2 separate regions of the Homo sapiens genome follow, and region 2 is linked to region 1. The links are chromatin loops, found by intact Hi-C in ENCODE. Cell type or tissue: Caco-2. All regions are shown on one strand. Links, peaks and the distances in the headings refer to the core of each region. The heading gives the core; the rest is flanking DNA.

What was found. Hi-C counts contacts between places; a loop is a spot of excess contacts. Peaks named below come from ENCODE experiments on the same cell type or tissue, not always from the same donor. Only the 100,000 strongest peaks of a DNase experiment are listed, where the experiment ranks them.
Region 2: a loop joins it to region 1, with 3 times the contacts of the local background. A loop is called at or near these places in 5 of 110 quality-filtered maps.

Annotation. Positions count from the first base shown.
Region 1 is chr17:55,403,648-55,411,985 of GRCh38, reverse strand. MMD (monocyte to macrophage differentiation associated) reads left to right here. Exons shown (of 7, transcript NM_012329.3): 3 at 569-729; 4 at 4,166-4,240; 5 at 8,118-8,219. Among named protein-coding and RNA genes, the nearest start is that of MMD, 14 kb to the left of the region's middle. In Caco-2, for the core only: no CTCF peak of the experiment used is centred there; a DNase peak (open chromatin) is centred at 3,775.
Region 2 is chr17:55,492,379-55,500,716 of GRCh38, reverse strand. All of the region lies in intron 1 of SMIM36 (small integral membrane protein 36), which reads left to right. Among named protein-coding and RNA genes, the nearest start is that of SMIM36, 15 kb to the left of the region's middle. In Caco-2, for the core only: no CTCF peak of the experiment used is centred there; DNase peaks (open chromatin) are centred at 4,216 and 4,546.

The DNA.
Region 1 (8,338 bases), core at 29-8,028:
CCCACCTCAGCCTGCCAAATAGCTGGGACTACAGGTGTTTGCCACCATGCCTGGCGAATTTTTTAAATTTTTGTAGATACAGAGTCTTGCTGTGTTGCCCAGGCTGGTCTGGAACTCCAGGGCTCAAGCGATTCTCCTGCCTCAGCCTCCCAAAGTGCTGGGATTACAGTCATGAGCTACCACACCCTGCCTGCTTGGCATTTGAATATTTTAAGTAATTACTCTAAATCAGATTATAAAGTAGAATGAAACATGTCCTTATTTAATGAAATTAGGATAAAAAAAAAAAACCATCTGTTTTGCAACAGCTGAATGATGTTGCATCCTTGATGGCTTAATTGTATCCCCACTGGTTGGCACAATTCCTGGACCCTGAGTGGTATTACCTGCTTTCCAGTGTAGCAGCTAACTTCATCTGGCTCTCGTTATGATTATCCAGGAGAGACAAATACTTGCTCTAAGATTATTTTACTAAAATTGTTCCTGGTAAAGCTCTGTATTTTTAGTAAAAGACTCAATTCCATAAAAGCCAGAATATTCCATTCACCATTCTTTATCTTTCCCTCAGTTCCTCATTGTTCCGGCCATCGTGGGCAGTGCCCTCCTCCATCGGCTGTCTGATGACTGCTGGGAAAAGATAACAGCATGGATTTATGGAATGGGACTCTGTGCCCTCTTCATCGTTTCTACAGTATTTCACATTGTATCATGGAAAAAGAGCCACTTAAGGTACAGTGGATGACATGCTGTTTCAACAGATCCAAATAGTTGACTCAACGTGTTTGGTACCCTTCCAAGCTGGCATGCTTTAGTCAAGTAGGGCAAAGAGTAGACATTTTTCTGCCTTGTAGACTAGAATACTATCCCATTATTCAGGACTTGTTCTTTGGACTGGATGAAGTTTTAGGACTCCTCCCCAGCAGGCATCTAAGAAGGTAGGCCTTTGCTCAGTAACCCCAAACAAAACCTAACTGATTCCCCAGGACTTACCACTTAAAAACCTGAGAGCTATTTTCCAGTACTATCAAGCACACTAAGGATATGATGAGAGCAGCAGCTATGGGGTAGTGACAAAGCACACTGAGCTTGGAGTCAGCAGGCAGGCTTTGAGGCCCAGCCCTGCTCTTTAATTTTGGGTAAATCACTTGACCTTGTGGAGCCTCAGTATCTGTATCACTAAAATGAGAATAATAATACCTGAGTCACACAGTCAGTGTGATAGGTGAATGAGATAAGGTACTTGAAAATAACTTGAAAATTACAAAAGACCCTATGAGTGTGTGAGGTATGAAGGTATACTTATAGTTTGCGTTTACCATTTTGCAAAGTTTAGCTTTCAGAATTAAGTCTTGTGTATATTATTCAAACAGAGTTCACGTATTTTGCTATTAATAGTCAAGCACTTTCAAAACAATACTATAGCTCTTGGCCTGCCAATGAGAAGAACGTAAACGCTTTCCTCCTCTGAGTGAAGGATTGATTTTGGAGCACCACACCATTTAGGTGGGAATGGTTTGCTTGTGAAATGGATTCTGCACAACCCTAAAGGGCAAAACTTCTTTTCAAAAAAGGAAGTTTCAGAGCAGACTATGAGCAATTTAAAGAAATACTCGAATATGCCTTTTGGTTTTAAAGAACGTCCAAAAAAAACTCAAACTATTCAAACAATCTGATATTTAAAATATATGCTCCTTTTACAAGCAGGATTTGAGATTTATGAGATGATTACTGGTTTCCTCACATGCAGAATCCTAGAGTTTTAGAGCTGGGAGGATCTTTAGAAATCATCTAATTCAAATCACTTCATTTTTATTTGGGGGAACTGAGGCTCAGAGAAGTGGCCTGACTTGTCTGAGTCAGTGAAACTGGCAAAATCTGATTATTCCAAGACCTCTGACTCCAAGTCCTAGTTTTTTTCACCATATCTTTTACAATATTGCATATAGCTTGCAGTCTGCTACCTTTTCCTGTAAGGTGACAGTTTCCTGGGCTTAAAATAAAACCACAGCATTGAATCACAAGGGCACTTTGGGACACACTCACAAGAGAACCACAAAAGTGCCTGTCCTGGCTCCTTAGGACACACTGTCGCAGCGCCCAGAGGCCAGTTTAGATGCAAAGTACTATATTACCTTCTTGGCACAATTTAGTGCTTGTGGTTGTTTCAGCAAACTTGGCTTCGATGTCTAGATTTTGGATCAATAAAAAGTTGTAGGTACCTACTTCAGTATTCTGGGTCTCCCTGCCAGAGGTGTAATAGAAACTAGATTCTCTTTAACTTTGAATAGCATTGCTAGAATCATATGCCATGTGTAGATTTTTGCTCCTCATTAAAATTTCTAAATATCAAAAAAGCCTTATTTAAGTAAAAGTGAGAAGGGAATTTGCATTTATTATGTGGTAGGTGCTCCTGTGTGCTAGGCACTATGCTAGATACATGGCCTACATTATCTCATTTAATGTTCACACATACTCCATGAGAAAGATCTTATTTCCACTTTACCTATGAGGTAAGTGAGAGTCAGAGAGGTCGGTGGCAGATTTTGGATAAGATTCCAGGTCTGTTGTCTACCTACTCTAACAGCGTATGACAATCTAGAAAACAGAATTAGAAAGGCCCAAAACCTTGCTAGAAATCACAGTCATCCAAGGAGTTTTAAAAACTTATTCTCCTTCCTCCACCCTCTATCTCACCTCCTAGCACTTCAGAATCTTCTGAACTGGAGGCCATCACTGTATTTTGTAAGCTCCCCAGGGGATGATATGCAGTCAAGTTTGAAAAGCATTGACGTAATGTTTGCTTCTTTAGACCTATGGCATAAAGTATCATCTATGGGTATGCTATAGCTTCTGATGACTAGTAGACTGAAACCCATTCTTTCTCACAAATGTATTTTTCATTCCTTTAAAACTTTTTTTTTATTTTTAATTTTTGTGGATACACGGTAGGTATATATATTTATGGAATACATTTTTGTTTTTTTTGAGACAGACTATCACTCTGTTGCCCAGACTGTAGTGCAGTGGTGCGATCTCAGCTCACTGCCACCTCCGCCTCCTGGGTTCAAGTGATTCTTGTGCTTCAGCCATCCGAGTAGCTTGGACTACAGGCGTGCGCCACCACACCTGGCTAATTTTTGTATTTTTAGTAGAGACAGTGTTTCACTGTGTTGGCCAGGCTGGTCTCAAATTCCTGACCTCAAGTGATCCACCTGCCTCAGCCTCCCAAAGTGCTGTGATTATTGCTGTGAGCCACCATGCCCAGGCTTTATGGGGTATGTTTTTTCACTTACTCACACAAGTCTTTATTATTTGCTTTGGTCAATGTTACGTGTAGGGGGAGGAAAGTCTAATACTAGCGTTCCCTCAAATTATAGTTATACCTACTTGGACACTGAAAATAGATTCAAGATGATATTACAAATTTGTACTTTTAAATTACCTCAGTAAAGGGCAAATTCCATCTAATCCATTTTATGAATAGACCTCAGTGAACCAAACTCTTTGTACATATACCTCTGACTTTTCAGTTTTGGAAGGAGGAACTTGCTTAGAAATACAGGTGGCTATGCTTTTGTAGTAAATGTGCCATTTTTTGTTTTTGTTACTGTTTTTCCTAAGTTAGTTTCTGAATTTCCTTTATTACTATTTACTGTCCACACCAGGATATTTGAAGTAAAAACTGTAAATACCTTCTAAAAAGACACAAAGAATGTGATTTCAGCTCAGGGAGTGTTTACTGAACATCAGGACTTTGCCCTGCACTGATAGGAGCTGGGGCAGGTTGCGGGGAGGTGGTCTGCCCTCCAGGAACTTCATTTTTCTGTTAGAGGGGATCCAAAAGAAATGGAAAACATCAGAAAAAGACAGATTTTGTTTGTTTGCTTTAACCACTTCAGGCTTTCTAACTATCATGGGGCCCTGTCCCTATGTCTTATATATGCTGAGAGAATCTATTGTATGTGCAACCTAAAAAATAACAGAAAGCTTTTACTCGTGACTTCATAACATTAACAGCAACAAAAATCTGTGTAACCTTGGAAGAACAAGTGTAAAGGCCATGAGAACTAGAACAAGAATGGAAATTGCAACATAGTGGAGTGATAACCCGTACTTCCCATCTGAACACTTTCTGACAAATTTACTTTTTTTTCCCCCTCGCTAGGACAGTGGAGCATTGTTTTCACATGTGTGATAGAATGGTTATCTATTTCTTCATTGCTGCTTCTTATGCTCCATGGTAAGATACAGTCTTCCTATTTTCGAAGGTAGTGATTTTATGATTAGAATTCCTCACTCCTCCTTTCCTTTCTCCCTCTTGTCCCCACCCTCAGCCCTCATGTGTACACCACCTTCCCTCCTCCTGAACACATACATGCATGCATTTTTTTCCCCATTTGATGTACTTGGGTCAGATTGCATATTTGAAGGGGAGAATATTGCTGCTGTTTATAATATCTGGGTATTGGATTGTTCAAGAAGTGCTATGAACTTGTGTGCAGATAGCTTGCTCACTCTTGAAATCTGTAACCTTTGCTCTCCATATTGTTTCCCTATACCTCTGCTATTGTTCAGAACACTAGAAAATTGAATTATTCAAGTGGAAATGCTGTAAATATGTATGAGGAAAGCAAGCTTATTTATTTATTTATTTATTTATTTATTTATTTATTTATTTATTTATTTTGAGATGGAGTCTCACAATCTCGGCTCACTGCAACCTCTGCCTCCCGAGTTTAAGAGATTCTCCTGCCTCAGCCTCCTGAGTAACTGGGATTACAGGCACGTGCTACCATGCCTGGCTAATTTTTGTATTTTTAGTAGAGACGGGGTTTCACCATGTTGGCCAGGCTGGTCAGGAACTCCTGACCTCAAGTGATCTGCCCACCTTGATCTCCCAAAGTGCTGGGATTACAGGCGTGAGCCACCGTGCCCGGCCTATTTTTTTATTTTTTGAGACAGGGTCTCACTCTGTCTCCCAGGCTGGAATGCAGTGGCGTGATCTCAGCTCACTACAATCTCTGCCTCCTGGGTTCAAGTGATTCTCACACCTCATTCTCCCAAGTAGCTGGGACTACAGACATGTGCCACCACACCCAGCTAATTTTTGTATTTTTGGGGGGAGACGGGATTTCACTGTGTTGGCCATGCAGCTCACTGCAACCTCCACCTCTCAGATTCAAGTGATTCTCCCACCTCTTTCTCCCAAGTAGCTGGGACTACAGGCGTGTGCCACCACACCGAGCTAATTTTTGTATTTTTTGGTGGAGATAGGGTTTCACCATGTTGTCGATACCAGGTTGGTATCGAACTCCGACCCCAAGTGATCTGCCCGCCTCTGCCTCCCAAAGTGTTGGGATTACAGTCATGAGCCACCATGCTTGGCCATTTTTGTTTGTTTGTTTGTTTGTTTGTTTTGAGACAGAGTCTCACTATGTTGCCCAGGCTGGAGTACAGTGGCAGTGGCCCGTGGTCTCAGCTCATGCAACCTCCACCTCCCAGGTTCAAGCGATTCTCCTGCCTCAGCCTCTCGAGTAGCTGGGATTATAGGTGCCTGCCACCACATCTGGCTTCTTTGTTTGTTGGTTTTTTGAGACAGAGTCTCACTCTGTCACCAAGCCTGGGGTACAGAGGTGTGATCTCAGCTCACTGCAACCTCTGCCTCCCAGTTTCAAGTGATTCTCCTGTCTCAGCCTTTGAGTAGCTGGGGCTACAGGCATGTGCCACCATGCCTGGCTAGTTTTTCTATTTTTAGTAGAGACGAGGTTTCGCCATGTTACCCAGGCTGGTCTCAAACTCCTGACCTCAAGTGATCTGCCCACCTCAGCCTCCCAAAGTGCTGGGATTACAGGCGTGAGCCACCGCACCCAGCCTGTTTTTGAAACTTAAGCCATTTGTCTTCAATTCACCTCAAGTGCAGTAGCTACTATATAGCAAGTGTGTTTATCATTTCTTTTGCTGAGTAAGAGAACCATTTAAAATACCTAGTATCCTGTTCATTGCCTTTGATCTTTCTGCCTTTTTGGTGCTGATCAAATATAATCTTTTGTTGCTTTGAAACTCTTAATTAAAGAAACATTAGCTTTCTTCTACAAGACATAATCCAGTTTTAAAAACTCAGAAGCTTATATTTTGCAATCATCTATTGTAGTCATTAGAAACAGTATGCCTCTAGATTCTGACTAATGCAGCATCAATGATTCAAAAGAAACCTGATTATCTGAAGGAGTAAAAAGTAAGTGCTATCTTTGCCCAGCATCTGACTAAATTATAGGTCGGCTTCATGTTGGAAGAAGAACACTGAAAGGCTTTTATGAATGGACATTAAATGCCCAGAACAATGCTTATTTCAGTAGGAACCTACAGGGTGTTCCAAACAGGATTCCTTACTTAGTTATTTTAAATTCTTTAATTTAAAATAAGTAAATGAATAAAATTAATTTAAATGTGAGCTGAGGAGTTAAATATCATAGTAGGCAATTTGTTTACCTGTAGTTTTAGATATGTAGGCTGTACTTTTTCCATTTGGAAATGTGACTTTTGTAGTTATAGATAATCAGGACAACATTTGTTTCTTCCTCATTTATTCTTTTTTTTTTTTTTTTTCTTTGAGACGGAGTTTTGCTCTTGTTGCCCAGGCTGGACTGGACTGCAATGGCGCGATCTTGGCTCACCGCAACCTCTGCCTCCTGGGTTCAAGAGATTCTCCTGCGTCAGCCTTCCAAGTAGCTGGGATTACAGGCACGTGCCACCATGCCCAGCTAATTTTTTTGTATTTTTAGTAGAGATGGGGTTTCACCATGTTAGTCAGGCTGGTCTCCAACCCCTGACCTCAGGTGATCCACCCATGTCAGCTTCCTAAAGTGCTGGGATTACAGGTGTGAGCCACCACACCTGGCCTCATTTATTTTATTTATTTTTTTTGAGACAGAGTCTTGTTCTGTCACCCAGGCTGGAGTGCAGTGGTGCGATCTCAGCTCACTGCAACCTCTACCTCCTGGGTTCAAGCGATTCTCCTGCCTCAGCCTCCCTAGTAGCTGGAATTACAGGTGCCCACCACCATGCCCAGCTAACTTTTGTATTTTTAGTAGAGACTGGGTTCCACCATGTTGGCCAGGCTGGTCTTGAACTCCTGACCTGAAGTGATCTGCCTGCCTTGGCCTCCCAAAGTTCTGGGATTACAGGTGTGAGCCACTGTTCCTGAACTTCTCATGTATTCTTAATATGAAATTAGTACAAATGAATTTGCAGCATTTTAAAATTCAAACCTCACAACAGTCCATGGTTAAATTCTACCAAAATGTCTTCCATAATACATGTTAGGAATAATTCTTCTCATACTCTCTCTTGGCAGAGAGACTGATAATGGAGACACACTTGGTTTGTGTATTAGGTATCCACTGTGGGTATCTGATCCTGCGTCAAAATTTTGTTCCAGGTTCTTCTCATTAAGGTTTGTAAGTAATCTGCTCCCAAATACATGGTCAGAAATTAAAGGGCAAGCAGTTTTGACCTCATTCTGCCTAATAGGGTAAGTTAGGCGTCATAAGAGTGCTGGGACTCCCTTCAACTTGTCTGCTTTTAGCTGGTTCTATTTTTAAACCATGTTGAAACTAATTCTTTTTTTTTTTTAGGTGGAGTCTTGCTCTGTCGCCCAGACTGGAGTGCAGTGGTGCAATCTCAGCTCACTGCAACCTCTGCCTCCCGGGCTCAAGCAATTCTCCTGCCTCAGCCTCCCGAGCAACTTGGATTACAGGCACATGCCACCACACCTGGCTAATTTTTGTATTTTTAGTAGAGATGGGGTTTCACCATGTTGGCCAGGCTGATCTTGAACTCCTGACCTCAAGTGATCCGTCTGCCTCGGCCTCCCAAAGTGCTGGGATTACAGATGTGAGCCACCACTCCCGGCCTAATTCTGAGTCTTAAAGGTCGACTGACAAATTTGTTTTTGAGTTGCTTAATTTTACCTAAATTGCCCAAATGCCTGCTTGATGTGTTGAGTGTGTTTTCTTCCTGCTCTTATCCTAAGACTTTCTCAGTTTTCAATGACACAGGTTCTATGAATTCCCTTCATTTATCACTTCTGTTCTTTGTTGTCACGTTTACATTTTTAGGTTAAATCTTCGTGAACTTGGACCCCTGGCATCTCATATGCGTTGGTTTATCTGGCTCATGGCAGCTGGAGGAACCATTTATGTATTTCTCTACCATGAAAAGTAAGAGAAAATAATTTACATTTGATAGTTTTAAAATTGACTGCCTAAATATTATCTGCACTGCAATACAATTTACTTTTATTTGTACTTCAAAACAGTAGAAATACATATATAGAATA
Region 2 (8,338 bases), core at 55-8,054, 89 kb before region 1:
TGAAAATTTTATTTTTAATAGGAATCCAAGAGAGAAGAATATTTTATTTTCTTAACTTCAATATTAGATGCATTGAACATTTTATATTTCTCTCTCGGAAAAAACTAAAAATACTCTAAAGAGAGTGTTGGAATAGACGGCATTGAGTTATTCCAAGCCTCTGGTTCATTTGATTTGTGATTCATTCAATTTGTTCTTCAAGAAGGAACCAACTTCTCAGTCTTTAAAACAATCTTTTCAATATAAAATGAAGCCTTAGAATCTTGTAAGAACTAGAACTAAGAATTTTACAGACCAGGAGCAGTGACTCATGCCTGTAATCTCAGCACTATGGGAAGCTGAGGCAAGAGGATCACTTGAGACCAAGAGTTTGAGACCAGCCTGGGCAACATAGCAAGAGCCCGTCTCTATAAGAAGTGAAAGAATTAGCTGAGTATGGTGGCTGGCACCTGTAGTCCCAGCTACTCAGCAGGGTAAGGCAGAAAGATCGCTTGAGCCAAGGAATTTGAGGCTGCAGTGAGCCATGATCACATTACTCTCTACCCTCCAGCCTGGGTAACAGAGCACGGCCCTGTCTCTAAAAAAAAAATTTTTTTTAATTACCAGCAAGGAAATAAGCCCAGAAGAAATTGCGATTTCTTCCCAAGAATATTTGGCCTCAGAGCTAACAGAAAAAAAAGAGGAGAACAAAAAAAGAAAAAAAAACAACAACCCAGGAACTGAGGTCCTATTATCACCTTTTTCCTATTTGCCCCTGCCACTTACCTTTCTACAGCATGATGTTTACTTGCTTTTATTTTAAACCTTCATTAATTGTGTCTTATTTTTAAATATAGCTTTATTTTTTAATGGAATTATAAGTTGCACAACTGCAAGGTTCCACCTAATGTTTTAATATTTTGCTATTAAGACCTGGTGGAATGGCTTGCCAGCTAGAACCAAGAGGTTTATGTGACATTCAAATACTGCCTTATTTTTGTTTCCTTATGGAATTAGGACTCCCTTTTTCCAGTATGTTTTAATTCATTACTCTTCTATCATGCACATTTGTATTAAAGCAAATGTAGTGTTTTGGCTTAATTTGGATGATAGCTTTGGGAAGGACCCAAACCAAACACTTCCAAGGCAAGGAAAGGGAGGGAGATAAATGGAGATTTATCAGGAATTCGCTACGTGCCAGATACTTTTTATTCATGATATCATTTAATCCTCATGCTCCCCTGTGAGATAGTCACATCTAAAACTAGTTCAAAGATTAAGAAGTAGAGGCTCATAGAACAGCTCGAGTGTGCACAAGGCCATGCAGTTTATCCATGTAAGAAGCAGGATTTGAACTCAATTCTAGATGGGTCACCTCCTACCATCTGTTTTTTCACAGCTATTAAAGAGCAGGAATAAACCTATGGTTGTTCCACCAACCCCATCTCTCTCCTCTGCTAGAATTGCATGCCTAGGAAGTTGCTCCGTAAGCATCTGTTTAATCCAAAGGACTTTCAGATTTTCTCCTCTGAATAAGATGCCCTATCAGAGGAAAAATAAATTATTGTAATTTGGCTGGAACATCTCCTAATATTCCAAAAGACACCAGGACAGAGTTGGACTAAGCCTGAACTTTATACTGGAAAAGCCTCACTCAATTTCCCCTCTGTCACTATCTGCTGTTTACTATTTTGTGTTTTTTGTTTGTTTGTTTTTGCTTTTTTTTTTTTTTTTTTTTGGTGACAGAGTCTCACTCTGTCACCCAGGCTAGAGTGCAGCAGCCAGATCTCGGCTCACTGCAACCTCTGCCTCCCAGGTTCAAGTGGTTATCCTGCCTCAGTCTCCCCATTAACTGGGATTACAAGTGCATGCCACCATGCAGGCTAATTTTTTGTGTTTTTAGTAGAGACGGGGTTTTGTCATGTTGGATAGGCTGATCTTGAACTCCTGACCTCAAGTGATCCACCCGCCTCGGCCTCCCAGAGTGCTGGGATTACAGGTGTGAGCCACCACGCCCGACCTGTTTAACATTTTGTGCATCAATTAACTTCCTGAGCCTTTTTCCTCAACTAAAAAAATGATATATACCTTGAGCCCAGGAGTCTGAGATGAGGCTAGGCCACATAGCAAGACCTCATCTCTAAAAAAAAAAAATGGATATAATCTTAAGATGGTCAAGGTTTAGAATCACACACATAAAGTATCTGGCATATTGTGATATTTCAAAAAAAATGAGGCCACTACCAGCAAATAAGATGAAAATAAGTAGAGGACTTCATGACCTGCTGGCTAGAGACAGCTCAGGATAGTTTAGACACATTTATGGGGGTGTTGAGGGGAAGGGGCATGAAAGGTTAGACAGCTGTCACGTGCTGTAGAAATTTGGAAAGAAAACGTAGTGTCTGTTATGGGTTGAATTTTGTCCCCCCAGAATTCATATGTTGAAGTCCTTACCCTGTACCTCAGGATGTAATCTTATTTTGAAATAGTGTCATTACCGGTATAATTAGTTAAGATGAGGTCACACTGGAGTATGGTGGGCCCCTAATCCAATAGGACTGTGTCGTTATAAAAAGGGAATTTTGGACACAGATATACATGCATATGAAGAATGGAGTTATGCAATCACAAGCCAAGGAACTATCAAAAGGTAGAAGAGAGGCTTGGAATACATCCTTCCGTGGTACCTTCAAAAGGAACATGGCCTGGCTGATGCCTTGACCTCAGACTTTCCAAAAGTGTGAGGCAATCAATTTCCATTATTTAAGCCACATGGTTTGCAGTACTTTGTTAGGACAGCCCTAACAAACTAATTCAGTATCTAAAAGGAATGTTTAGGATGTGCAATGAGTTGTTTAACATGTCAAAGCTCTTTAGGGTCAGTTACATGATTCTATTGGATGTGACATTATGCTGAGTTAGAGTCTGGGGGAGAAACTTGAAGGCCAAACTTAATAGAGGCTGCCTAGGAAATCGATGCTGCACAAGCTGAGTAACCATTTGTTGTGGGGGTTTTGTTTTGCTTGTTTGTTCGTTTGTTTTAGAGACAGGGTTTCACTATGTTGGCCAGGCTGGTCTTGAACTCCTGGGTTCAAGCAATCCTCCTGCCTCAGCCTCCCAAGTAGCTGGAATTACAGGAGCACACCACCAGGTTGTGTTTTTTTAAGAGGGTAGGCTGGGCATAGTGGTTCACGCCTGTAATCCCAGCATTTTGGGAGGCCGAGGCGGGCAGATCACCTGAGGTAGGAGTTCGAGACCAGCCTGACCAACATGGAGAAACCCCATCTCTACTAAAAATACAAATAATTAGCCGGGCGTGGTGGCGCTTGCCTGTAATTTCAGCTACTCAGGATACTAAGGCAGGAGAATCGCTTGAACCCGGGAGGCAGAAGTTGCGGTGAGCCAAGGTCACGCCATTGCACTCCAGCCTGGGCAACAAGAGCGAGACTCTGTTTCAAAAAATAAATAATAAATAAATAAATAAGAAGGTAGAATACAGAAGAAAAAATCCTTAGTAGAAAAATGTGCTTGTGGTTTTGCCAGATGGAATGTAAGGTATAATTGAGAGGAATAGAGGTAAAATCTCTCTGTTCCATAGAGAAGGACTAGGGACAAATCACAAAGGAAAGATATTATGGGGTTCAAGCACAAAACTATTAGAGTGAAGCAAAGACAGTTCGGAATTATCCCTAAAGTATCCAAGTCTCTTCCGATACCCCATATACACTTCAAAAGCCACTTAGTGAATGCCAGACACCTCATTTAATCTTCCTGAAGATTTGTAAGAGGAGGAACCGTTATTTTTATTTTAGAAACAAGGGAGTTTGAGACTGTCATGCAAACACCTTTAGGTTGAAAGGGTGGGATCAGCAGAATCCAGGGATCCTGACTTTTAGTCCTGAGTTTACACTATAACTTTATAGCTGCCCAGAATCCATGCAGAGCAACAGGATGATTCAGCAAGGTGGGTGCAGAAAAGTCACACTTTTGAGATCTGTCTCTCCCTGCCATCACTTTTGGGGAATGCAAAATAACATAATCTCTTTGATTAGAACAATTCCTGAGAACTAGAGGGCAGACACAGACAAGTATTGCCCAAGAGGAGCAAGAACAGTCTCTTTCTCATTACGTCATCTTCCCTGAAGACACTAGTGATTGAGATACAGAAAGTATGAGATCACTTATTATCTACCTCTGTTGTACAGTTATTTCGACTTTGACTTTCTTGGGCTGCCAGTGTTCCAGATAAGGGTTTTGTAACACCAGGATTGAGAAAGATTTTAGCTATTTCACATCCTCCCAAGATAGTAGGAAGTTGTCTGCGCATATTTTTTTTTTCTCAAGGCTTCTCTGTACTCAGCCATTATTTAATTAAACACCAGCCATATGCTGGGATCTGCTGGTTCTCTGCTTGACGCATTGCCAGCCTGGTGGCCTCAACTGCAATTTGAAGTTGACAGGCGTACAATACAAAGCTCAGGAGACACTAGGAAGAAAAGGACTTGGCTTGGAGGAATCAGGAAGACCCAGGGAGAGAAAAGTGTGCCGCTCCAAGGGAGGGTTTGCCCAAGAGTGGCTCAGCGGAAACGTGGCAGTGGAATTTGGAATCTGGATTGTTTGTCAGAATTGATAAAGACATTCTTATAAGGAAATGTATCTGTGAAAAGTTGTTTGCCACTCGGGGAGGGAGAAAAATGATTATAGAATTTTGGAGACAAAAATGTATACGCAGCAGTCATTATACACATGATCAGAAGGAAAACCAGAAGATCCAGGGGCCAAAGGGGAATAATTGATTTCTTAAATGGCAGCAAGACTGGATTTGACAACTCTCACGATCAAGAATATTTCTCTGTATTTAATCTACATCTCTTCTGCTCTTAGACTTTATATTCATTTTCTCTTTTTTACCCATTATTGGTCTTTTTCAAAAACAAAAATTTGAGACAGGGTCTTGCTCTTACAGCCCAGGCTGGAAAGCAGTGGTACAATCATAATTCACAGCAGCCTTGAACTTCTGGGGTCAAGTGACCCTCCCAAGTAGCTGGGACTACTTGGGTGCTTGCCACTACCCCCTCATAATTTCCTTTGTAAAAAAAAAAAAAAAAATTTATAGAGACAGGGTTCTCACTATGTTGCCCAGGCTTGTCTCAAACTCCTGTCCTCAACCGATCCTTACCTAGGCCACCCAAAGTGCTGGGATTACAGGCATGAGCCACCACGCCCAGTCTATTATTGGTTTTATAAATAAGCACTGTTTATACAGAGATTTTTATAAGTGTGTCTCATGAACGAATCCAAACAGATTAGATCACAAAGTGTAATAAGTTATGGTTATAGCAGTGGTTCCAATCCATGGGTTTGTAGCATGCTGGTGAATCACCATCAGCCATCAGGTGTGTTGTAAATAGTTTGTTTCTAATAATAAATTACCCAAGTTTGTGAATGATTTACCTATTAATATACAGAGGGTGAGTTGAAGGTCATTTCCATCATAATGTTATTCTCAGTTCTGTGTACTCCAATTTTGTTGCTTGTATAGCACAGATACAGGTGGAGGTCCGGTAAACATGCAAAGAATTGGATATACCTACAGACCACTTATCTATTTGACAAATATTTGTAAAGCACCTACTTTGTGCAGATGCTATGCCTGGCCTGAAGGATACAATCAATGCACACAACAGACATGAGTTCTGTCTTTGGAAAGCTTAGCAAGTGGCAGAAAAAGACTATACCAAGCGCTTTGCATACATTGCCTGAATTTTCACTGTAACCCTGAGAGGTAATGTCATCTTCCCAACTTTATATATTTTAGGCAACTGGAACTCTGAAGCTCGTTCTCTAAACCAGTGGCTTTCAAATGCCTTTTATCGTGCATTCCTGTCAGTGAAGATAATTTTAGTACTTGTGTGTGTGCGTGTGTGCCTGTGTGTGTGTGTTCAAACAAAATATACAAAAGTATACATGTGTATACACTTATCTATACTTATATTTGTATATACTTATATACTTATAATTTTAGCACTCGTGTGAGTGTGTATGTGTGTGTGTGTTCAAACAAAATATACAAAAGTATACATTTGTATATACTTACATATTACATATACACATACGCATATTCTTATAAATTATATGTACATTATTTGAATCTTCTTGTACCCCTCACTTTGAAGACCGGCTCTGCACCACTCCACCATATCACCTTGGAGTTTGTCTATGTGTAATGGGCATAATCCACCTCCAATCTTCCCCCATCTAACCCCAGGTTTTGGTCTAGATTGGTAGGGATGGGAACTTTGCCAAGAACTTGATCCAGGAAGTTTTTTTAAAAAATTAAAAAACAGTACATTTCAAATTTGGTTTTTGTATTGCTAAGGATGCTTTGCAGAGTTCCTTGGTGAGTTTTTTAATACACAAAGGAAAGTTCTTCTGTTAGTTTGTAAATCCTAGTCCTTTCCCCTGTGTTCTTTTTCCTGGCTGGATCTTAAGCACCTCAAAAAAGGAGTGCGTGTCTCGTACATCTATTTCACCTCCCCGCAGCACCCAATAAACAAATGAACATATCAGGAATTCTCCATCCTTTGGAGATGACTTTGTTTCTCATGGGAAAAAGGAGAGAGGATTTTTACATCCATTGTAGCATAAGAATACTATCCTATGGAAACAAACTGTTCCTAGACACAGGAGAGAATAAGTTGGGCTGTTTTGATGTCCCCAGGCATAGAGGGCTGGGAAAGTGCAGCAGGTAGTCTTGTGATGAATGAGGCCACGGAGAGAAAGCCAGGATTCACACTTAATTCCACAAGCACAGGGAAGGTGAGGGTTGAGAAAGTGATTCAACAGATTAGTCCTTCTGTCTCTCTGCCCACTTTGGCTCCAAATTACCCAAGCTGCTGCTGCTTTTTTTTTTTTTTTTTTTTTTTTTTGAGAGAGAGAGAGCTCTGCTGCCCATGCTGGAGTGCAGTGGCGCGATCTCGGGTCACTGGAGCCTTGACTTCCCAGGCTCAAGGGATCCTCCCACCTCAGCCTCCTAAGTAGCTGGGGCTACAGGTGTGCTCCATCACACCCGGCTAATTTTTGTATTTTTTGTAGAGATGGGGTTTCACCACGTTGCCCAGGCTGGCGTCAAACTCCTGGACTCAAGCAATCTTCCTGCCTTGGCTTCCCAAAGTGCTAGGATTACAGGCTTGAGCCACCACATCCAGCCCAAACTTCTTTTCCTCAGCGGAGGTGCCTTTACTGAACTATCAGGAAAATAGGTGCGACCCTTGACTTGATATTACCAACACCTCTGCTTCAGTTGACCCTGTGCTTGGTTCTCATCCATATTCCTGATTCTACAGACTACACCTTGGAGCAGCAGCCTGGGGTTATGGGGTTCTAATTCTTAGCCCAGCCACTAACTTCCTAGGAGGCACTAGCTTCACTTACTCAGCTACACAAAAGTAGGAGTGGAGTTAATTAACAACATGCCAAGGACCTTTTGGCTATGGCATGTTTGACCCTGCCTCTTTCTTTGTTTCTGATCTTTCCTCTCATTTCCAACCTGACCTCCCTGAATGAGGAAACTAGTGACAGGAGGATTTGTCCTGAAAAACTGCCCGTGGCTACAGCATTGTTGTTGATCAGGGAGCTGCAGCAGGAAGCTTAACAGGGGGCTGAGGCCTTTCCTTTCACAGAATGCATGCACACACCCCATTTGCTAACATGTTTTCCATCTGACATTTCAAGTAACTGTCCCCGCGTTGGTGATTCTACAAGTCAAGGTCTGTTCTGCACTCTTTAGAAAGAACGTAAACCGTGACAAATGTTCTCAGTTCAGGCATATGGTGATGCATTGACTTCCTAGTTGCTGGCGTGTATTAACAAACTTATTGTCCCCAAATGTAAAAAATAATGAATTTGCCACCGTGCATGGAACTTTAACAATGTGAAACATATTAGATGTGTTGGATCTTCAGGGACCATCCTTAATTTTTAGTAGAACATTGCCTTTTATTTCCTTAATTTTAAGTGAATTTCAATTGCATTGCCCCTAAAACCTTTTTATAAGATGTTCGCAATAGTTAGCAATTGATGTGTGTGTGTTTTTCTTTTTTTTTTTTTAAGTGGGTGTATTTGTTAGAAATTGTGCTCAGCTATGACTAACAGCTACAGTGATTGAAATATCAAGGGGAAGCCGGGCGCAGTGGCTCATGCCTGTAATCCCAGCACTTCGGGAGGCTGAGGAGGGCAGATCACGAGAAAGAACGTATGAGGTCAAGAGATCGTGACCATCCTGGCCAACATGGTGAAACCCCATCTCTACTAAAATATTATAAAAAATTAGCCAGGCTTGGTGGCGCAAGCCTGTAGT